Linked DNA regions of Homo sapiens: region 1 is linked to region 2. The links are chromatin loops, found by intact Hi-C in ENCODE. Cell type or tissue: adrenal gland. All regions are shown on one strand. Each heading gives the region's core, and the rest is flanking DNA. Links, peaks and the distances in the headings are about the cores only. Region 1 has its middle 75 kb from the start of SCP2D1-AS1. Region 2 overlaps SLC24A3 (solute carrier family 24 member 3).

Evidence for each region. A loop is a pair of places that touch in the nucleus more often than their neighbours do. Peaks named below come from ENCODE experiments on the same cell type or tissue, not always from the same donor. Only the 100,000 strongest peaks of a DNase experiment are listed, where the experiment ranks them.
Region 1: it touches region 2 in a loop (3-fold over the local background); 17 of 110 quality-filtered maps call a loop at or near these places.

Annotation. Positions count from the first base shown.
Region 1 is chr20:18,899,223-18,911,527 of GRCh38, reverse strand. No RefSeq gene overlaps it. Among named protein-coding and RNA genes, the nearest start is that of SCP2D1-AS1, 75 kb to the right of the region's middle. In adrenal gland, for the core only: a CTCF peak has its summit at 6,659; no DNase peak of the experiment used is centred there.
Region 2 is chr20:19,577,563-19,589,867 of GRCh38, reverse strand. SLC24A3 (solute carrier family 24 member 3) reads right to left here. Exons shown (of 17, transcript NM_020689.4): 4 at 9,794-9,868; 5 at 4,813-4,897; 6 at 4,324-4,427. Among named protein-coding and RNA genes, the nearest start is that of RIN2, 170 kb to the left of the region's middle. RefSeq lists an enhancer at 6,092-6,593. In adrenal gland, for the core only: a CTCF peak has its summit at 5,876; a DNase peak (open chromatin) is centred at 5,987.

The DNA of each region.
Region 1 (12,305 bases), core at 1,905-9,904, 680 kb after region 2:
GAGTTTATTTAAAGATCTGAAATCAATATGAGGGAGTGTCTGGGTTAAGATAAGGGGTTGTGGAGACCAAGGTTCTTATTATGCAAATGAAGCCTTCAGGTACCAGGCTTCAGAGAGAATACATTGTAAACGTTTCTTATCAGATTTAAAAAGGTGCCAAACACTTAGTTAACTCTCTCCTGGATCAGGAAAAAGACCTGGAAAGGAAAGGGAATTCTCTACACAATGTGGATTTTCCCCACAAGAGACAACTTTGCAAGGCCATTTCAAAATATGTCAAAGAAATATATTTTGGGGTAAATACTTTTATTTCTTCCAGAGCCTGCTATCTCATGTTGCTATCTTATTGCTACAAAGAGTCCGTTTTATGAGTCTTAAGTTTTAGTGTTAGTGCTGGTCAGCTCTGCCTGAATTCCAAAGGAAGGAAGTTAGAATGAGGGGAAGGAAGTTATAATGAGACATGCCCGACAACCCATTCCCAACGTGGCATGTGACATGAACTAGTGTTTCAGGTTTACTTCAGAAAGCCCTTGGCAGAGAGGAGGGTTCATTCAGTCGATTGAGGGGCTTAGCATTTTATTTTTGGTTTACAAGGTAATAAAATTTTACTTTATTTGAGATTCCTGCTAAATGAGAAGATTTAAGCTGCCCTTGTCACCAAAAAAAAAGTGTGGGTAACTATGTGATATGTTAATGGTGAATACGTTAACTTGTTTTACTATAGTAATTATTCTACTATCTATATGTAGCCCATAACATCATGTTGTATATACACAATAAAATTCATTTAAAACACACACACATACTTGCAGAAGCTGACCACCTTTAACTTCTCGACTGCTGGCCCAATAGGCTAGTCCAGACCAGGAGCAACACTTCTAGACTGGTCCTGTGTCCACCCTCCTGCTCCTACCATATATGTATTATCTACATAGCAACCTTTCGGGATTCGGGGAACATGACACTCAGATGGTGTAACTTCCCTGCTCAAAACCTTACAAGCTCCCCACTTCAATGACAGAGATTGCTGAATTCCTTACAAAGCCCAGTAAGGCCCCTCAAGTTGGGTGTCCTGTTATCCACACCAACTTCCTTTCCTGCTACCCTCCCCTGGATCCACAGACACTGGCTTCCTTGATTTTTCTCCAACATGCCAAGCACACTCCCACCTCAGTGTCCTTGCCTTTGCTCTTCCCTCAAACACCTACATGACTCACTCCCACACTCCTTTCAAGTCTTCATTCAAATTTCACCTTCTCAACGAGGTCTACCCTGACCGCCATATTTAATACCCAAACCCGTTCCCCTACTCCCACCCCAACTCTCAGCACTACAAATTCTTCCTTACCCTAATCTACTTACTCTTTTTTTCCACATTTATTATCTTCCAAAAAACTAGGGGATTTATATATTCATTATATTTTTTATTGTCTATCTGCACCCGTGAGAATACACATTCCAGCAAACAGGAGCTTTGGCTAGTTTGTTCACTGATATGTGCCAAGCATCTCTGAGCTTAACACAAAGTAGGTGCTTAATGAATATTTGGTAAATGAATTAGTGATGCTTTCACCGTTATTCACTTGCATGTTTGTTACTATTTCTCTAGAAGATATATCTGTAAGTGGAATTGCAAACAGATGCCCACATTTAAAATTTCAATAGACACTACCAAATCGTGCTCCAAAAAGATGTAACCAATTTATACTTCCAACATCAATGCATGGAAATCTTTGTCTTTCCATCCTGGATATTAACTGATAAAACTCTTATGTTGTTTTAGTATGTTTCCCATGAATAGGCTGGTGAGGTTGAGCATTTAATCTTATATTTGTCAGCCATTTATAGTTCCTCTTCTTTGAATTTATTATCTTTTCATATTGTAACAGGATAAAAAAAATTTTGAGATTATACTTTGTCAGGAAAAAATTGTCCAAGATGTGGAAATGGGCAAAAGAGATCCCTGAGAATTCTTTCAGTAGAGTATTGGGCATTGCCTAGGGGACCTTCTGGGATGATCTGAGTCTAGAGAGGCCTGTGCCTTTGGATTGACTTTCCATTATTAGTCTATTTTACATGCCTGTAGGGGCAGCAGTTAAAGTGAAGACAACTGGTAGCAATGTAAATTGTTCCTGTCCTTAACAATGCAAATGAGTTTTGTCCCAAAGAGAATATAACTCTTTGTAACTCAAATTCTGATTTGAATCTCTTCTAACAACTGACTTGCCCCTTCAATAATTAATGAGCTAAATAAAATCTTTGACACCTGTTCACTTTATATTTGTATAAAAGTCATTTCCAACTTCTAGGAAATTATACTCTAGCAGCGTTTCCCCTAATCAGTGTAAGGAATTTGACTGCCCTTGCAGTTGAGGACCAGGGAGGGATTTTAGAATTATCTATAGCAGTGGTACCAAGAATTAATATTCAGCTACTGACATTCAAAGTAGAGTTTGAATTCACAGCAAGATAATGGGCTCTAAATCCAGGCTTTGTGGAGAGAGAAGAGATTTTCTAAATTCCTTTATCTCCCTCCTTGAACATATTAAGAGCCTAGAGGACCCAAGGAAAGTCCGCACAGACAGACAGGAAAGCAGGGGGAAGTCCCAATAGCCTGTGTAAAGAGAATGTCTTAGTTTAATTGCTCTGGATTGAAGGCATAGAGGAGATAAATCGAGGAAAAAGCAAAAAGCAGCAGAACCTCAACCTCACTTTCTATCCAGACAGAGGAAGGAGGCAGCCTTATGCTCAGCCCCCAGCCTAACTGGAGTGGGCACAACCAAGTCGACGCAGTGTGCCAGGCAGCCAGGCAAAAGAAGGAAGGCCTCGAGTTCACCTCTTCCAAGCAGCCTTTGGCTCCCACATGGCTAGTGTTGACAGACTTCACAAATAAAAATACAGGATACCCAGTTAGATAAGAACTTTAGAAAAACAATCAGTGTTTATTTTAGTATAACTAATATACTAATATAATGTAATATTTGAGACCTGCAATATTTGGAACACACGTATACTAAAATATTATTTGCTGTTTATCTGAAATTCTAATTTAACTGGGCATCCTGTATTTTTATCTGACACTCCCTACCTGAGGCTCTAAGGGAACCCAGAGTTCCCTGTAGCCCTGAGCAGGTACAGAGGTACCCGGATGGCTAGACAGGAGCACACCAAACAGCCCATGAGATGAAGGGAAGCAGCTCCCAGGTGAGGGCTGCAGGACAGGCCACATGGCCTGGGGACACACATAGACCTCAGGCAAGGTCATAGTGAGGGCAGTAGTGGGGCTGGGTCAGCCAGAAAGCGATACCATAAAGGGGTCCTGATCCAGACGCCAAGAGAGGGTTCTTGGATCTCACACAAGACAGAATTCAGGATGAGTCCACAGAGTAATAAAGTGAAAGCAAGTTTATTAAGAAAGTACAGGAATAAAGCACAGCTACTCCACAGACAGAGCAGGGTGTTTCCAAAAATAAGAGGAGGAATGCGTCCACCCTAGGTACAATACTCATTTATATAGGATAAAAAAAGATCATGGGAGATGTGCTCTGCTACAAGGGTGTGTGATAAAGGATTAATTTTCTTAATTACTGTATTTTGGAAGAATCAATATTATCTTTAAAGCAAAATTAGGACTGCTTCTGTTCTCAAGATATTGGGATATTAGGACACTCTCAAGTCTGGGTCTGTTTAGTAAATGTTATCAATCTGTTCCCTTAACCATAAACATCTAGAGGCTAGGATACTTAACTTTCTGGGAATGCAGCCCAATAAGTCCCAGCCTCATTTTCCTAGCCCTCACTCAAGATGGAGTCACTCTGGTTTGAATGCTTCTGACAAAAGGGTCATAGGCATTGGCCCAGCTAGGAAAGGAACCAGAAACGAAGACATCAACGTGAACCTCAGCCCTAAGTGCCTCCAGAAATTAAGCAGTCAGGCATGACACCAGCTGCACCCGGGCAGTCACTAATCCATGAACTGAAGTGGACATGAGGGGAAATCCAGAAGACAAGCAATGAATCCTCCATTGTCCTTACCATCGCAAGGCCACACAAGCCACAGCCTCATTCCTACATCCCCTGCATCTTAGGGAGGAAGTCTGGGCATTTCATCCAAACGAGATCCGCATTGTCTAAAGAAACTTTTGGATGCATTGGTTCATATTACACTTACTAGAGTGGACAAAATTATGGAGGCCTTATAGAGGAGATGAAATCAAACACAGAGAAATAAAGTAGAAGATAACTTTATCTGCACTTTGGAGTATATGATAATTTTGTGATTCAGTCACATTCATTTTTATAATCCTTTAACTCCCATATGTTGCAAATATTTTCTGGTTATTTAAGTTGTCTTAATGTGTGGTTTTATACCAGCAAGTGTTACATAAAAGTTTTCATTTTGATGTAGTCTATCAAAATCTATCAATTATGCCTTCTGTATTTTGTGCCTTGCTTAAGAAAATTTCCCTATCTCAAGATTACTAACAAATGTTCCTGTATTTTCTTCTGCTACCTTTATAGTTACAATTTATGCATCTGGCTGTTAATTTGTTGCATGTAGCTTCATGGTTATATCTTACAAGGCAAGAACCCTGTCATGCTCTTCATAAAAAGAAATTGGCTGACTTACTCTACTTATTATATGCTTTCTTAAAATTACACTGGTATTTTATGGATTAATTTAGTAAGAATTGAGAAATATACAATATAGAAACATAGTATAGGTTTTCACTTACTCAGACTTCTATTGGTGACATTTAATAAGGATTCATAAGTTTTTGTGTAAATCTTTCACATTTGTCATTATATTTGTTAGGTATTTTACAGTTTTGTGGTCATGGAATCCTATTTGGTATTACATTGTCTAATTTATTATTGCTGATGTTTAAGTCTTTTGACTTTTTAATGTTGATTTTATATTAGACGCCTTTTTAGCAATCTAAGTTCTAATAATTTGTCACTTGATTTCCTTAGATTTTCTAAATTATCATATCATCTTCAAATATCTCCTTTTCACCTCTGTTATTGCACTGGCCTTTAGCATAATGTTGAATGGCAGTGATGATTGTGATATCTTTTTTCCAGGTTTGACAGTAACGCTATAGTGTTTGGTAGACACTTTGTATCGACATGTTATCTTAGATGTATGTGTCAGTAGTTTGTCAACTCCCAGTATCAGCAGCTACCTGGTACCTGCCTCTCTTTCCCAAGTACTCATGGTTTCTGCTCACACCTGGCAGAAAATGCCTCTGTCTGCTGCTGCTTGACACAGGTAGGTGGCAAGCCACCAGGCTGCACCTGAGGCACATCATCAGTCACCAGGGCAGATGACCTCAGGCAACCCTCTCACCCTCTGCATCCACAGCCTCAAGCTGGGAGCTCTCCTGGGACTCTTGTGCAGCACCCCTGGACTACTTCTGCCTTTTAAAAAAACTCACCTACATGTGTTTTGATCAGTGAACTCCACTTTCAACCTCATTTCCTCTCGCTTCTAGCTTACATAATTTCACATCCAAGAAAAGCAAGATCTAATTTTCTACAGCTGTAATGAATGTGTTTTATGTCTTTTCTGTAATTTCTAGAGATCTAATGCAGAAGGGAGTATGATTCGAAAGTATGCTCATTCTGGTACCTTTATCCAACTCCTTTCCTCTTCCAGATCAGTCTTTTTATACCTTCATCAAAGTTTCCCACCACCCTAAGGAAAGTATCTTCATCTCCTCTGCATGTTACCAAGAACAGTTGGTGATGGACACCTTCTCTGATTCCTCTGGGCTCTCTAGGATGCAAAAGGCTGTCAGGACCACCTGGGCCCATCGTGAAAGCTAATTAAAGATGGAATGTTATTTATGTTGGTGATGTAAATTTGTCCTCAAAATCACCTTTTCAATAGGGATAGTTCCAGGGGGAACATAAAAAGAAATAGAGAAGATTTCATGATGTCTGTAGTCACAAAATTTTAGACACTCAAATGAAACTTGAGCTTGACTATGACCTTACAAAGAGGCTTCAAAATATTATTGGCACTAAATTTGCCTAAGAAAAGTGCCCCATGGGTCTTTCAGTCGTCAACTGTGTTTCCTGAATGATGACAATACTAATGCTTCTGGTTACTTAGAATTACTTTTTGATCTTCAAAATCCATATTTACATATTGTCTGACTTCTCTGATGCCCATTTAGTGTTTGATAGTTTCTCTGGCTTGGGCTACATTGCCTACTTTGGGACCCATTATTAGTAACCATTTCAGTCCCATTGACTTCCCTCTCCAAGGAGCCATAGTTGAGTCAGGCTCAGAAAAAGGGGTAAAAAAGAGACAAAGAGAGGTAACAAATTACTTTTACGCACATGCACTAACAATTATTAGTCTCAGATGCGCAGATGAGTGCATTTCTAAGACATAAAAGTCCTCTTCAGTTTCCTTTTATTGGAATCATCCCCTTGCTGGCTTTTCATTTTCAAACTTAACTTTGTGAACAATTAGGGAAACAATATGGTTATGGAGGGTGCTAGGTTCAAGGGCAGGGATGTCAGTTGGTTGGAAAACTGAGTCAGGACTAGTAAAAGACTTTCAAACTCTGGAGTGGAGAGACTAAAATTCATCTCCAACATTTTGAGGAAAGGATGATAAGTTCCAGCTGAGATGACCAGGACTTTGCTGCCACCTATCCTCCATCCCTAGATCTGGCCTTGCCTCCAAATGCCACACAGCAACCATGCACCCTCTTCCATCAACGGAGCTACCAAACAGTGCAAAGCTGATTATCACAGCATGCCCCCGAATGTCCTGATTTACAAAAACCCGAAGACACCACAACACTCAAAGGAAAGCAGTGGCCCAGAACGGGCAGAGGACTTGTGAGACGTCATACAGCAAACCATCAGAAACCTGTATACATCTGGACAAGTAGATCCAGAGAACTGCTCCCCCAAAATGGCAAAGAACTGAAGCTCACAGTTCAAAGAGCAGTGATTGTGATTTGTCTAATGTTAAAGGAGAATGTCTAGACGCAGAATACCAGAACGTCTGGTTTTAATCTGTCTTAGACTGGGATCCCCCAGAAACAGACCCTGGAATAAGAATTTGAATATAAGTAGCTTATTTGGGAGGCGATCCCAGAAACCACCACTAGAGGAGGGGGATGTGAGGCCAGGAAGGGAAGGCGGCCAATGCCTGGGATTTATTGGGTTACCACTGCAGGCCACTGACATCAGTCATGCTGGACACTGTGGGAGATGGTGTATAACACAGCTCAGAGTTGTCCCCACCTTGGGACAATGATGAGGAAGTGGGGGTATTTATCCATCAAACAGCATCATCATTGGGGTCCTATCTCCCAAACTGCTCAGCTTTGACCAAGCACAACTTGGATGGAGAGATGAAGGGCAAGTGTTGGGTGCAGATGGACAAGGCACCAACCACATCTGCAACACTGCTCTCTCCCCTTGGTGAGCTTGGACAGTTGGGTTTTCTGACCCTCGTCTCTTCTCTTGGGTGGTTATATCTCAACATCATTTCTTGGACACTGCAGGGACTCACTCAGGCTAGGGCCACTTGCTGTTCCACAGCCTCCCGAGTCATGCCCTTTCTCACTGGGATGTCCATAAACTCCAGCCTGCAGGGCTCTGCCCACTCTATCAACTCCTGAAGGTAAACGCTTTCTGGAGCAATATTTTGTATGTACCACTCCTTCTTACAAAACATTTCATGGCTTACCATTCCCTGCAAGGCAATATCCATTCCTCTTAATCTTCTAGGTCTCCACAGGTCACACTCAGCCTGGCTTCTCAGTCTAGGGATCCAGCCAACCTAGCCCCTAAGACAGGAATGACTGGGTCACCTACGCCTTTACTTTCCCCTTAGTCTTCTGCCATCCCCTCAGCCATCCACAGAACTATTATAGAAGGGAAAACAGGGAATGGAGTATCCCTTAGGCTTCAAGCAAGTCTATGGAGAAAATGGCTATGGAGAGGTAGAGGTGGTCACACCCAGGAAACCAAACGCTTTGGCCTCCAGCTGAACTGTAAAGAAGAGGCAGCATGGTAAGCACAATTAATAACAATGTACTTGATATAGTTAGGCTTTGTGTCCCCACCCAAATCTCACCTTGACTTGTAATCCCCAGGTGTTTATGGAGAGACCTGGTAGGAAGTGATTGGATTAAGGGGGTGGTTTCCCCATGCTGTTCTCTCGATAGTGAGTGAGTTCTCACGAGATCTGATGGTTTTATAAGGCAGTTTTCCCCACTCTTGCTAACACTCTCTCTCCTGCCGCCATTTGAAAAGGTCCAAGCTCATTTCCCCCTTGCCTTCCAGCATAATTGTAAGTTTCCTGAGGCCTCCCCAGCCATGTGGAACTGTGAGTCAATTACACCTCTTTCCTTTATAAATTACCCAGTCTCAGGTAGTAACTTTATAGCAGTGTGAAAATCAACTAATAACGTACTATATATTTCCAAATTACTAAAACAGTAGGTTTTAAATATTCTTACAAAAAATAAGTAGATTAGGTGATGGACAGAGTAATTAGCTTGATTTAATTATTTCATAAGTATACACATATCAAAACCTCACACTGTACCGCATAAATATATACAATTATTACTTGTCAGTTAAATTTTTTAAAATAGAGTCCGCCAAGGTGTAATGGGCCTTCATTCCAATGAGATTTCTCTTCTTGGTCTAAAAATAGAGTGACCTACCAGACTAAGAGAACTTTCAGGATATAGAATTTTGACTTTTAAAACCAGAAGCATCCCAGGCAAACAAGGACCAGTTGGTTCCACAGGCCATTTGCTTTGGCCAGCTGGATCAAGCGAGAAAAGATGACTCTGCTGAGATGAAATAGCTCCATGCCTACCAGACAGAGTCTACCATAAACCATAGCCAGATGCATATGTTGCTTATCGCACACATTGCTTCTTTGAAGAGAATAACTAGTGCCAAGCCCCAGCCTAAGCGTGAGCTGGCTGGGTAAGTAAACAGATTGCTCAAGAGAAGTTCTTCAGGGTGGCCTGTGAATGAGCTGCTGACCCTCTCCCATCTTCTGCAGGTGGCTCATTCAATCGCCAAATCTTCCCCCACCCACCATCCCAAAAACCTGACCGCCAGTGACCTCCCAGCTGAAAGACATTGTGTGAAAGAGGAAAACACATTCCAGCTTGGCCACTCAGCAATCTTAATTAAGATAAGCCTGCTTATAAATATTCAACCTGTCACAAAGCTCCATAAGCTCCTCTTTGCTTATGGAATGGCTTAATTGCAAAGTCTGGGTCTTGAGCGCCTGTTGATGTCTCAGACTGATGTAAATACCATTAACCCTGAGAAAAAGGTTGCACCCCTGGCAGCCAGAAGAGAATATGCAAATCTGATGGGGGAAAACAGCTACACATTCCTTTGCACATAAAAAAGAAGCAGCATGCAATGAAAGTTAGGTCTTTCTCCCCTGCTCAGTCTAGAGGTCTGGACGGTGAGCTCAACTCTACCATGAGGACACCAACTTCCAGGGAGGCATTTGGCTTTCCCCAGCCTTATTTTCTTCCATCTGCAAAATGAAGCCATGGATTCAGCTCTTTCAGAGATCTTTTCAGCTCTAGGGGAGTGCTCCATCCCTGAAGATGGGTAAAGACCAAGAGCATGGCTATGGTAAACTGTATAGGTATAGGCTGGAGACAGCTCTGGTGTTGAGGATTTGGGTAATAGAACACTTACTATGAACCCACAATGTGAAGTGGTTACTAAAGAAGGTTTCGTGAGGCCTTAGCTTAAAGTGTCTGCATAGATACTGTTGGGACTGCACCCAGATGACCTCAGAGCCTTCTCACCATTTGTCATGGACTGAATGTGTCCCATCAAATTCATAGGTTGAAGCTCTAACCCCCAATGTGGATGTATTTGGAGTTAGCTTCTTTAAAGAAGTAATTAAGGTTAAATAAAGCATTAGATTCTCAGGTAAAGGCAAAAAGGAAAAAAAAAAAAAGAGGCTGTTAGGGTGGGACTCTAATCCAATCTGACTAGTGTCCTCATAGGAACAGGAAGAGACACCAGGGATGTGCAGGCACAGAAGAAAGGCCAAATAAGGGCACCATTTGGGAAGGTGGCCACCTGCAAGCCAAGGAGAGAAACACTCACCAGAAATCAACCCGGTGGCACCTTGATATTTGATTTCCAGCCTCCAGGATGGTGAGAAAAAAAATTCTGTTGCTCAAAGCACCCACTCTGTGGTATTTTGTCATAGCAGCCCAACCAGACTAATACACCAGTTCTGGGTGCCCAGCCCTCTTCTGTGCACTTCACATTTTTTTTTATTTATGTTTTGACTCAGGTTCTTGCTCTGTTGCTCAAACTGGACAGCAATGGTGTGATCTCAGCTCACTGCCATCTCAACCTCCTGGGCTCAAGTGATCCTCCCACATCAGCCTCCTAAGTAGCTGGGACCACAGGCACACACCAAAATATCCAACTAATTCTTTATTTTTTGTAGAGAGGAGGTCTTTCTATGTTGCCCAGGCTGGTCTTGAACTCCTGTCCTCAAGCGACCCTCCCACCTCAGCCTCCCAATGTGTTGGAATTACAGGCAGGAGCCGCTACACCCAGCCTTCACTCCTATCACTCACACCTGCAACCCACTTCAATGCCCTTGCACTGCTGGAACTATGACCCAGAACAAAGAAAGCAAGAAGTGCCTTGGAGTTGATGTGCCTGCCCTCCCTGGTGCAGGGTATGAAAGCCTCACTCCCTGGCCTTGAGGTGGAGCGAACTCTTGGTGCAATTCACATTCCAGAACTGCCCACAGTATCACCTGAAATTACTCCCTTGCTTGCTGCTGCTGCTTCTCTCCCCTGCCTGCTCTACTGCCTTTTCAATTTCTCTCCGGAGTCCTGCCTTAATGAAACACACGCACACAGATTGTCATCATAGGGCTTGCTTCAAGGAAGCCCCTCCTAAGATGCTAGCTCAAAAGATGTGTGTACCCCAACATTGTAGCTTCAAGCCAACTTCATATTTCACACTCCTCTTATCACTTGCTCCTAAAGGGAGATGGGAAGGGCCACTGCTGGCTACAGTGAGCTCAGGCCCTCAGTTCTGGCATATGCATGTTCTCAACCATGTCTCTGACTATACAATCGGATCCAGCCTCCAATTTGGAAGTCTCCAGCTCGCTGGAGTTGAGCAAGGGAATACGTTCCTCTGATTACCCTTCAAGTGCCCTCCTGAGAACTCAGCAGGCTCCATCCTAGCCTGTTCAAACTCCACCTGGGGGCTGTGCTCATTTTGGCGCTTATGATTTTTGAGAGACCCTGATATGGGGCTCACAGGCGGGACCAGAATGGAGAGGAAACACAAAACTTCACAAAGACCCTAGTTTATATTTTCCTAGAGGCACGTCCAAGAGAAGGATTCATGTGCTTTAGTTAGGAGGTGATCCCAGAACTAATGGGGATGGGTGATAGGGGGATGTGAAGGAAGCCAATGAGAGTACATCACTCGAGCAGGTCCCTGTGGTGGGCACTGCAGCTTCCTCCTGCTGGGACTCTCTGGGAAACAATGTAGAGCACACACCTCACAGCGTCCCACACAATGGGCAAGGTTGCTGAGGAATGTCTACAGCAACTCCTGAGTGGTATGAGGGGTCACTGACTAGTCCAGGGCTGCTCCCAGTGGGTGCCACCTCTGATGGGCACAGGGTGGCAGAGCTGGTGCTGTGACCATGCTGAGCTCTCAGATGCTGCACCCAGAAGCAAGGTTCAAGTGTAAGGGCTAAGGAAATGTGGGCAAGGCATGGCAGGTCTGACACACAAAGGATGGTTTAGAAACTGACATTATTAAGCCAGGAATAGAGATCACTCATGGGTGAAGAGGTCTGACCTAGAGTCAGAAAATTGAACCTTGAGTTTTGCTTGCTGACCTCATGAGCCCGACAAGTTGCTCCACCTCTCTGAGCATCAGTTTCCTCATCTGTGAAGTGTGTGTTAAGAGTAAACACCACAGGGTAGAAGTTTGAGGAAAAATGGGTTATTTGCCTAGTCTGAAAGTATCTCCCCACGAGGTCATTATAAATGACAAAGGGAAAAATAGCGACTTTAAACCAAAAGAAATTGGCAGATACCACCTTAACCAAGTGCTCAAAGCTATCACCCTCATAATGGACATGTCAACACCACATACTTCGTCACATGCCCTGAGAAGACACAACACACCTCTATGTGTTTCTGCCAAAAATAATCACCTGAATCTAGTCATAGGAGACATGAGACAAACTCAAGTGGAAAGAGATTCTGCAACACAATGGGCCTGTGCACTTCA
Region 2 (12,305 bases), core at 2,703-10,702:
TCTTTGCCATCTGGGGAATACTGAATCCCCCAGTATCCATTTCCTTGCCTGTAAAGAAGGATGATAACTATCTTAAAACTCAGTGGGTGTATTTCCGCAAATATTTTTACAGAATCTAGTGTGGTGCCTGAACGTTAGAGAAGCTTAATAAACAGTAGCTGGTATTTTTAACATTAGAGAAAATTCTTTAAATGCAAGATGTCCTGGCCCTAGACACTTTATAGTCTGCCTAGTACTAAAGCTTGTGTTTCATCCAAGGGAGCTGAAGATGAGACCCAGGAAGTGTATTGTTTTAAAGTCTTTGTCTTGAGTTCATAGCAAATGTTTTACTATGAGCTCACTCATATTTCCCCACCTTTACCATTTCAGGCCCTTTCCACTGCTGTCCCCTAGATCTCTTTGCCTGGGGGTTTTCCCTGGGCCCCAAGGTCCACTCCGCCTGAGCCCAGCAAGCTGGAATGCTGGGGAATTAATATCCCTTAAGTGCAGTCTTTAACCAATGAATGATGGAAGCTGGTGGAGAAATACTCTAGCTCCCCCGCCTCCTTACATGAGATAACTTAGTGGCTCTCCAGTTAAACTGTCTCCCAGTTCCCACAGAAGAATTAGATCTCTGTTACCCACAGTGATAACTGGCTTGCTAACACACTTTCCTCCACTGCTTTCTCTTCCTTGCCTTCCTTCCACACTGTCCCACAAGCACTTCCTGGGATCACCTTTCAAATCAACTGTTTGCACTTGAGTCCTTGCTTAGAGTCTCTTGGGGAAGCCCAAATGCAGGTGGATTTCAATTCAGAGGTGCAATCTTTGGGTGCTGCTAGGGTTTGTTTAAACGAGCCAGTATTATTTGAAGAAAGGCAAACCCAGCCAAGATGAGATGGGCCTTGCCAAAGAACATCAGGCACATTTTAAGCATGCCAGTAGGGCTGATGTTGGAGCTCTTTATTATAAACTAGAGCCATCTGCCGGCCTGTAATAACCTGAATATGAAAGTCCTAACCTGGGATGCAGTTAAACTGCATAATTTCTGTTTGTGGTTAGGCATTTAAATCTTAACATGCTCTGAACGGCAGATCGAAATTCACAAGTACATTGTTTTACAAAACTGGCATGAAGTCCCTTCAATACAACGTACAAGATACATTAGTATGTTGCATCAAGAGCTCGGTGTTTTCTCTTTGTTGTTATTATTCTTCGTTTTTAAATAAAGGAAACTTGTAGGACCACAGCCTTGTAAATGTCTTGAAGTGATGCCAAGAACCTCTCTATAAGCCACTTTCTAAAAAGCAATTTCCTTTTTGTCCCATAAAACTCCCCAAAGCACCTTAGGTGAACACCAAAGCGAGGGTTATGTTTGCAAACTGCAAATACAGCAGACATTTAATTACACTGAATTCATCAAAACCCTAATTGAGACAGGAACTCAAACCTTATAGCTTAATTACTTTAATTTCAGATGGATAACAGACTTGGTCATGTGCAACCCTCCATGCTGAAATTCATAGAGGGAGGCCCACGGGCACTCGCTGGTAATTCTCCCAGCCAAATGAAAGTGCAGATCAACATAAATAAAATGCTAAGTGAAATCCATGATTGGATTTATTAATCGCTTCAATTCCCAATATCCAGCCTTTGCCGTAACATTCCACTGCACCAACTCCACCGCCTGGGAGAGCTTCTCCCTGTTTGAGGCTGGGAAGCTGTCATTTCTTTTTTTTCACCTCCCACTGGTAGACAGCACAGAAGTAAGTACTAGTCCTTTGAGACTGTTTTTCTACGAACATCTCCTTACTTTGATTTACATTTAGAAGACCTTCTCCCTGACTATCCCTTTCCTTCCCACTGAGTATCCTGTGTCTGTTAATTAAGCTGTGGACACCCTTGACTGTTAGATAAGTTCCATCAATGAGTTGGTCAAATTATCACAGTGACCTAGGTGGAATTTGGAGGTGAGAACCCCAGGGATGCGTATTCTGAGCATAGCTAATGGTGTCTAACTGAGACTGACTTACCATGTAGAGCAGGTCTATTAATGCTGAACATGCTACAATTCATCTTGATGGCAACACTAGGAAGTAGGTGTGCTTGTACCCACTCTATAGATGAGAAAAATGAGGCTTTGAGAACATAAGTAACTTCTCCAGGGTTCCACAGCCAGAAAATGGCAGAATCAGGATTTAAACCCAGACCCGTCTGATTCCCCAGCCCATGTTCTTCCCAAAACATAATTTTGCTTCCTCTGCAAAGACTTGAAGGATCCTACAAAACCCTGAGCTGGATGGCCTTGAAAATCTCCAGTTTGGCACATGACAGGAAAGTCAGAAGGAAAGGTTGGCATCCAGAGTCATCGCGTGGACTGTGGACTGCTTCTCCCAACAGTCATGGTTGTTACTTCTGTCCATGGCTACAGGGTTGTGAGGTGAGCCAGCAAAGACCTTCTGGGGTGAGTCAAGGGACAGACACCAGCATTTTTTGGAGTTCAGGGAGCCCTTTGCCTTTGATGCAGGTGTTCCAACCAAGCTGGGATGAACCGCGTTACTAATGAGTGATGAGCCACACATGCATCCAAGCCATTTCATAAGTAATTAGTTGTGTGGCACTGACTAGATGCTCCCCAGTCATTTGTTTCATTTCTCTACATTATCTCTCTTCCTTTGGGCTTGCTTGTGAATCAAGCTTCAGGTACAAATGATGAATGAACTAATGACAACACTAATAACAGCCAGACTAATAACCATACTGCTGATGGTGACAATGCCAATTAGGAGAGTGCTAACAGCGACAGACTCTTCTGCTGGGTGCAACTGTTCATCTGTGGAAGGCCACAAGCAGGTGTCCAAGGCAAAGGAGAGCCAGGGAAGTGCAAATAGCACCAAAGGCAAAGGCAGAGACTCATTTTTTAAAAAAATACTAACTACATTTATGGGAGATTTAAAAAGCACATATTGTGGGTACACAAAATCTAAGACATGAGCTCATTGACTGAGAGGATGAGAAGAGGGAAATCATTCAGTCTAAGGAGCTGAGCAGAGCTCAGTCACCATGTACTGGGAGCCCCTTTTCCAGATAGAAGGGACCCATCCACCTGTGGGCCCTGGAGCTGAATCCCGATGAGATCCAGGTGTCCCTCTGCGTGTCACCTGAAGGCAACTGACACACCAGGCAATCCAGACAAATCAATAGGCACGAAGATGACGGAAGTAAAAATGGGCAGTGGAGAATGCAATGGTGGACCCGGGGTATCCTGCATGGAGACCCTCGAGTCTACATCAGTGGAACGGGCAGCATGGGGTGCCCCTTGCCGCTGCTGTGGGGTGAGGGCCCTGGCAAAGGGTAGGGGGAAGGCTGCCCCGGGGCTTTCCTTAGCCCCCTGACCCAATCAGCCACTTCTAGGAGAACAGTGCACTGTTCATATCAAGGCTGCTGATCAAGTGGTTAGGATCAGCAGGTTCCTTGATATTGTAAGTGGAGTAGCCTCCATGAGCTTTTAGAAGTGCCTTTTACTAGAAGATACACAAAGTTGTGGGTATTTGGGCAGAGATCTCAGGGTTGTGTTGTTTCTGAATAAAATCCCTATGAAGAAATTTAGGATATCAGAGTTGGCAAAACAGTTGCAAACCCTGCAAACAAACCTCCAGGTGCTGCTGCAGTGTAGGCTTGTCGCCCAGAGCCTCCCACGCAGTGGCTTCTGAGCACCTTCCCCAGACTTTCCAAAACAGACGCCAGTATTCATAAAGAACTCAGATAGCAGGACACCACCTGGAAGTGGCATCAACTCCATAGGTAAACTGCAGGCTTGCTAAGCCCTTCATAACCCCAAAGGCACGTTATAATAGAGAAATGAAATGCTCTACCACAGTCAAAAAAGGTTAGGCTGTGTCCTAAACCGTGATGACTGCATGTTTTGTTTAGCAGATTCTCATGTATTCTCATTGTGTTTAGCAGATTCTCATGTATTCTATTTCCAATGAGCAAAAATCATACCTAAAATTGTTTTAGGCCATTCTAGTTCAGATCAGTAACATACCAAAATGAATGTGGAACCCTTCAGATTGTAACCCACATCTTTCAGTCTGGTTAATTATTTATGTGGACCTGAGCATTCTATATTCCATCAACATGGAGACCAAGTAATGGTGGATTACCAGTTTCCACTTCTAGCTGGGCCAGCCTCCTGGGATGTGAGGTCCCAAATCACTGCTGCCCAAACCACTGGGCCCTAATGCAAGTTGTGTTCCAGCAAGACAGTCTCCTGCCTAAACTCCATGCCTCCCCTTTCCCCAATGTCACATTTTGCCATCACAAAGAAGCCGCCAGTCTTACCTGCCCAGCAAAGAGCCCACAGACACCAATGATGCACAGGATGTTGAATACCGCTGAGCCCACGATGGTGCCAACTCCCACATCGCCTTTGGTGATGAAGACCCCTGAAACACAGATCCCACATCAGCCTGGCTGTTGTGGCCCTGTTGCATTCCAAGGTGGGCATGGGGAACCTTTCATAAGCATTAGATTGTTCTCAGAATCTACAGGAAACAGCTGAGGGGTGGAGAGAGCTTTCTAATCTACAGAGGGATGATAGCTGCACAGGAGTGTGATGGGCTTGGGGTCTGGGACAAGTTCATGCACAGTAAAAGCATCACTTAAATAAAACAACAACGGCAGATGGGAGGCTGATGTTCTACTCATTGGGGTCCCTGGATTATCATTTTCTATGAGTGGCAGACAATCTCGGTCTGGGGGCCATCCATTCCCAGAGCCCTTTTCCTTCAGACAGTGAAGGTCTGAGATGTCCCTCAGTCTGTCACCTACCTATGACCGATGTGAACAGCTCTGGGGCCGAACTTCCCGCTGCCATGAATGTGGCCCCAGCCACATCTTCACTGAGGTGCAGGCGCTACAGAGGAGCAAAGACAAAGCACAGGTGAGTTGGGATTCCATCTCGGAAGAGAGGTGACTGTGACACCCGAGAGTCCAAGCCCTGAGAAGCAAAGACTGGGGCTTCAGCGAGAGTAGGACCGATGGGACCTGGGGCTGGTACTTAGTCCCTCTCAGCCTCCTTCTCCTTCTCACAGAGCGCAGCCACTGCTGCCGATCCCCTGCTGAGTCAGAGCTCCTCTCAATGTCCTCCTTAAGGGACAGGTTTGGGGAGGGAACTACATGTCCTTATGAGCTAAAGGCTCTTGGGAAGATCTAGGGGTCTTCAACCCAATTCCCGCAGGGGCTGTGCAGATGACAGTCAGGAGTGGAGTGGGCCCATGGGAGGCCACAGCAGGCGGTAGGTCTGAGGCTATGGTGGGGGCATTCACCTCTTTCTATGGGCAGCATTGCCCAGTTCCCTCAGTGTGGCCAGATATTCTGATTTTTAAGAGATGCCAATAATCCAACCTTTTATGCAAAACTTCCTGATTTTTGTGATACTATGCTGATCTCAGGCTAAATGACGCTCATGGTAACCAGTTTGTGAGTCTTTAGGAGGTTATGGAGGCATGTTGGGGTGTGGATGTGGGGATCACCCTCCTGAAACCCACTCCCCTTCCTTGAGGCATTCTGGAAACCCCGGGATCAGAGAGTGGGAGTGGGGGCTTAAGGCTGAAAAGAAGGTAATGAGGCATCAGCCCTGCCAAGACGGGGTTTATACAATGAGCTCTCCAGGTTACTCTGTTTGTTAAACCAAAAGGTGATTTACAAGAAGACAAGGCAATTATACATTAGAGGCTGGTAACCAGATTTTGCATTTCTGCATTCAGTCATGACCCAGAAAGTATGCTGCTGGCTGCCAGTGAATAGCCAGTTCCCTCCTGGCAGTCAAGCTTGAGTGACATCCTTCTCTTCCCAGTGGCACCTACAGCTGCACTTCCTTGCTCAGCCAGAGAGGGGCGGTGTGGCCCTGATGTAGGTCACTGGCCTCCATTGAGTGACCCACAATAGTCTGCAGGAGAAGCCCTAACTGAGGATTTTGATCTAGGATCCTGGGTCGCTTCGCTGTCGGCTGGACAGCGAAGCTTCACATGGGATGCCGAGCAGATCCTAAGATGGAGGCGCAGATAGCGCAAAGTTGCAAGGTGTGGCTGTGAGGGGTGCCCAAGCACTCCTGTCCCATGGAGCTAAGAGTCTGTGAGTGAGGTAGCCTGACACAGCTCGCAGCTCCCTGTATGGTTTGCCGAGACCTGCCAGGAGGCGGGAGCCATGTGTTGCTGTGGTTCTGTCCTGCTGGGGTATTAGTTGTGGCATCCAAACCTTGGGTTCATGTCCGTTTCCCCTCTCTCCTTCATCCAGCCAGTTTGTTTCTTCCTCTGTATCTTCTTATACCCCTCCATCATCCCCAGTTCACTTCAGCCCTGGCAATATCTCACAGGACTCTAGTCTTCTTGACTCTGGACTCCTATCTACCATGACAGAGCCCTGAAAAGCCCTCCCCAGCTCCCTCCAGAGCTTGGAATAATTCCTAACGCCCAGCCTGGCTTGCAGGGCTCCCTGTATGCTGGTGCAAAACCCCATCTTGGTTTTGCGGCTCACACATTCTCTCACCAAATACCCTTCCTCAAAATACTTGGCCACTGACACCTTCCCTCTAAGGGCTGTTCTAATCCTGCCCCTTGCACAAGCCCTTTCCTGATCTCCTCCCAACTCTGTCCCTCGCAGCGTCAATCTCTCCTTCCCCCACTCTCTCTCTGCACTTCTGCACTTGCCAATTCCCCGCCACTTCCTCCAGCCCCCTGTGGATATTACCCTGGAGCTGCTCTGCAGCTAGGAGCCCTGGGATGGGATGGGACATGCTGTGTGTGATCTAGTTTCCTCCCAGCCCCTGGCATAGAGCTTGGTCCAGGCAGAGCCCAGCTTAGTGCTGACGTCAGAGGGGTGAGTAGTGTTCCAGACCTATTGTCACATCCTCCGCTGCTCAAATGTCCCACTGCTGTCCTGGAAGCCTCCACATGGGTCCCAAAGCCTCCCACCCTCCCCATCCGACTTCACCTTTCCTAGACAAGCCTCTGCTCGGCCAGGCCTGCCACCTCATGGTCCTTGGGGATGCCAGGCCCTTCCACTCGCTGCGCTTTGGTTCATGTTCACTCTTCTTCCTGAAATGCCTCTCTCCCTTCCCGCCTCAGTGCAGCTGAGGCTGTCTACTGTGGCTTATAGGATTTCTCTAAACTCTGGAGACCCTCTCTGCACGTTCTGCAATGGTATCTCTGGACTGTTCAAAATCTAGGGGCTGTCATTTCACACAAGGAGAAAGTAAGGTCCAGACAGGGGAAGGGGCTGGCATGGAGCAGGTGCTTTGTAAGCACCAGGGCCTGCCTGACCCCAGTTTCGGATCCTGGATCATTGCCTTTATCTCCTTCTCTTTCTCCCATTTTCTTTTCTTTGCCTTTTCCTGAACCCCACATTTTTCTGCTTTTAACTTTAAAGTATTTGAGACTGAGCGAGAATCTGCCCTGACCTCCAAGCAATGATTCGTTGCACAGTGTGGATTTCTCTCCCCACTCATCTTTCACAAAAGCTGGAAACGACAACCTTCTGTGTTTTTCTGCCCCACTCCCAGTTTTAGTCTACGAGTAACCATGAAACACAGAGTATCGAATCATTAAAAGGTGATTAAGGAAAGCACAGGCAGTAAACAGAATCCAGGGCCGAGAGGCCCTCCAGGCCACTGCTGGTGGACCCACGTCATGATCCTCTCATCTTGTGAGAAAGTGTAACTCCAGGGAGAACTGATTCCACGTCTCTTAGAAGATGTAAACATGTCAGGATCTCTAAATATATGTGAGCTCTGACCTCAGCCCACCCATCATTCACAGACATAATGTTTCCCCAGCAATTAAGGTTGTTTAAGGTCCATGGAGCCAACATTGTCTTTCCAGGAGACAGGCACGGGGCACCCACTCTTGTTATATGAATCTTGCTTATAAGACCAGATTTGGGGTGGGAGCAGGGAGAGCCCAGGAAAATGTGGTTGCTCTTCTGTGCCCACTCCTCCAGTATCGCTGTGGGTCTGGGCAGTGCAGCCAGTTCTAACACCACCATGACCTGGTCCAGGCTCGTCTCTGGATGGAGTAGAGAAAAGCCTGAAGACTTGGAAATCAGGCTGACTTGGGCTCAAATAGTGACTCTATCCCTTGACCCAGGGCAAGTTGCTCAGCTTCTCTAAGCTCTGGTTTCCTTGTTTGTAAAGAGGGGATAATATCAGTCACCTGGCAGAATTCTTGAGATGATTAAAGACAGGTAGACATAGTCACACCACACTGTTTAGCGACTGAACCATATCAGGGACCTAGTAAAATAACACCTCACCCTCCTTAAACATTTTCTTTCCTTTTCCTCTCCTTATAACTTTTTTGTTAAAAGACTCACACCTGCCCTCTTTTCCTGCCATTTTCTGGCTCTTTGATTGCCTCTCCCTACAAGGGCATGGGTATTCACAGGTTCTGTGTCCTCAACTGAGTAGAACACATGCTGACAACTGTACTGACATTTCCAGAATATAATTTTGATATTCACACCAAAAAAATTGCATGGGAAAGAGAGAGAGTTGTTTTGCTCTGCATGAATAATAAAACACCCAATAGTGGTATTTCAGAGATCACAGAGGACTCCAGTTACAGGTGAGGAACACCTCCTCCCCTTCGACATAAGGTGACCCCACTCTCAGGTGGAATTCCTCAGACAAAGGGCTTCCACACCTGCCCACTGTGCATTTCAGATGCCACCTCAATTACTCTGTGCTACTGTGGAAGAGAACACCTCCTGTGGCTCTCTAAATATTGTTATTGTGGGACACTTTTTATTTATTTAAGTATCCAACACTAACTTCCAGGATGTAGAAGACACTGCTTAGGGTATGTGGTTCTCTAAGTCTGTGGTTCCTGGACTAGGCAGCAGCCTCAGCATCACCTGAAAAACGTATTAGAAATGCAAATTCTACCCCCTCCCACTCTCCCAAGACCTACTGGATCAGGTACTCAGGGGAGAGAGAAGGAAAGGGAAGACACAACCAGTTTTGAGAACTACTGGCATAAAGAAACCGAGTTCTCGACAGATGTGTCTGGGGGAGATGCCTTCTGGAAACAGGGATTCTGAATTAAAATATAAACCGATAAATATAAATAAATAAATAAAATGGAAAGCTTTCAGATAAAGGAAGCTACATTTCCAAACAGACAGAGATGAAAGAGGCAAGAGAATGAAAGAGTTCTAGATCTGCTGAATATTTTTTGATGAAAGGGGTTTAACTTGCTGTTCAGCCTGGCATGCACTATGATGATTTCTAACAGGGACACTTTCCTGATCTCCGTGGCCAATTCTTTCATCTCAGTGCTTCCGCTTGGAGCATTTCTGTACATATACAGAGAGAGGAAGCATGGCAGAGGTATGCGGTTGGAGGTTTTTAATCCTGCGAGGATGCCATGGATATCAAAGGAGAGTTATGGAGGCAGAAGGAAACACAGGAGAGAGAGGTGGAGGAAGTAACAGAAAGGAAGAGTGAGTTTAAAAGGAAAAGAAAATGGGGAAGGAAAACACAAATAGTACCATTAGTTAGGTCTAAATGGAGTTGGGGAGGTTGGTCCTGTGGGTTTTCGTCTGATTATTGATCAGAGTCATGAAATGCTCAGTAGACCGATGACACTTTTGTGCTAATATTGCCCATTGCTCTCAAACATGGTGATGCCTGGTGTTCCCGCTGCAGCTGCCCTGCGAGGGCTCCCCAGGACTTTGGTGAGGAGGCTGGAACAGTACAGGGCACAGGTCCAGTCCCCAGTCTGGCTCACACATACCAAGAATGTGAGGCACGTACCTCACAGATCTTTTCCAAGGAAGGGACGAAGAAGTCATCACACACAATGGCCAGCGCATAGAACATGTATATGGCCTGGAAGAGAGGAGATAAAAGGGGTTAAAGTTAGAGTGAGGCAGAGCCAGGAAGATGAACGTCCAGCCACCTTCTGCTTTGATAATGTCTTCTGTCATCATGAATTCAACACCTTAAATACCAAGTCTTTCCAATGCCCACAACACTCTCCTGTGACCTGGTCCCAGCTTTCTCTCTGATGTTATCACCTGTCACTCTCCTTTTGCCCACTTCCCTTTCCATGAAACATGTCATGGATTCCTGTCTCAGGGCCTTTGCACTTGTTCTTCCCTCTGCCCTGAACACTCTGCCCCAAGATATCCCACTGGCTCACGCCATCACACCCTTCAGGTCCCTGCTCAAATGGCAACCTCTTTCCCCCGCTCCCATTTCTCTCTATGTCATTTATCTCTTTGGTTTTTCCTGATACATTATATGTTAAATTAATTCATCTATTGTCTGTCTCCTCCACCAGAAGTTCATGAGGATATGATGTCATATAATTAATTTCATATAATGATTGCCATATCCGCAGCAGTCAGCACAGGGCCTGGTATATAGTAGGTACTCCATAAAGGTATGTGGAATGAGGGAATAAATAAATGAACACTTCCAACTGAACCTGTTTACTCACTGGATCCCTGCAGGAAAGCTTTGCAAACTTGCTTCTGCATCTTGGTCAGCTATGACCAGGGTATTCCCTGGAATTCTACCTTCTGGCCAGAAATTGCCTCTCCACTGTATCCAACCGCATGTTTCCTCTCCAACTAATGAAATCTTACTAGGATTTCAGTGTTGACTGACCACTCAACATCCTTCTCCCACTCTTTCCTAAGGAGACCCCAGTTTTGTCCAAATATCCACCATGCCCCATGTGGAAGGTGACCCTATCCTTTTCTCCAGGAGTGGATGCTGATTGGTCAATCAGTATGTAGTATTCCTTAGCTGTGGCCATTGTTTCAGAGGTGAGCACATGACCTAGGTTGGCCCAATTAGAGAGCAGGAAAGGCTTTTACTTTTTGCCAAAGGGAGCCATTTCTCACCCTCTGTTGCTTGCTGTGGACCAGGAAGCTGGGAGCCCTCATTGCCACTGACAGTCATATTGAAGGAATCTGACTTGAGAGGAAGTTGACCCTGAATCAGAAAAAACCTAAGCCCCCGGATAACATCACTGAGCCCTTGATCAGGTGTCCACCCTGCCTCTTGACTTCATAACATACCATGAGCATTGTTGAGGCCAGTTTGATTTAGAATGTCTCTGTTACTTGCTTCTCAAAGCATCTAATAGGTGTGGTTCAAGTTCTAGCACCCTCAGCAGTGACATTGCATTCATTTATTGACCTCCCAGTATCTTTTCCTTTTGAGAAGTGCTCCTCAGGATGGGAGTCGTACATCCCCTCCTCCTCACACAGGGCGCACACACATGACCCAGTATAGCCATAGAACATCCATGCCCTGTCACACAGTGGAGAGTCAGGGACAGGTCTGTAAGGGGCCAAGCAGAGATAAGTGGAGAAGCTGAGGCAGAGACACCCTCTTTTTATGGATATAAACACCCCACATCTGGAGCTGCTAGAGGCAGCTGTCATATAGAGAAAACTTGCCTGAGAAGAATGCTGCTCCCACAGTGAGAAGCCGACCCAAGAGATGGGACAGGCACACGCACACACACACATGCACACACACACGCATGCATACACGAAAAGTACACCCACAGGCACACACACGCAAGCATGTATGCACACACACACACACACGTCCCAAATGACACCATGTGACCCCTGGCCCCGGCTCCAGTCTAAAATCAAAATCACTTTCTAATTTCATGAGCCAATAATAGGCCTTTTACACTTAAGCAGTTTTAAGTTTCTGTCACTTGCAACTGTCCTTCATGAAGCCTCTGTGGCAACCCAAGCATGAAATGATCTCTGTTGCCTTTGACCCTTAGCAGTTGCACTAACGTAGCCCCAGGGTCCCTGCTTTGTATGAGCTTGTTTGCTTTTCACATATATGTTTGGTCTCTTCCATAAGATCGTAAGATTCTAAAGTATACTTTAACACTAGATCCTGTGGAAATATCAGACAAATGCATAAAGACATATGCACTAGTATTTTCATTCCAAAATTGCTGACTACAATAAGTTATCAAACCTAGCAAAATATACCTTGGGGAATGGGTTATATAAACTGTGGTTCATCATTCAATAAGACGCCCTTAAAAGGGATTGTGTAAATCCAATATGAAGTGATAAGGAAAGGCATTCATAATACATTGCTAAATGAAAAACAGCATTACAATGTCTTTTTTTATTAAATAATCTATGTATATGTGTATATACACATATTATATATTTGCATATAAGAGTTTGTAAGGCCATTAATCAAAATAGTGGCTACATTTCTCTCTCAGTTGGTGTGACTCTATCTGTATTTTATAATCCATAACTATATTTTGTAA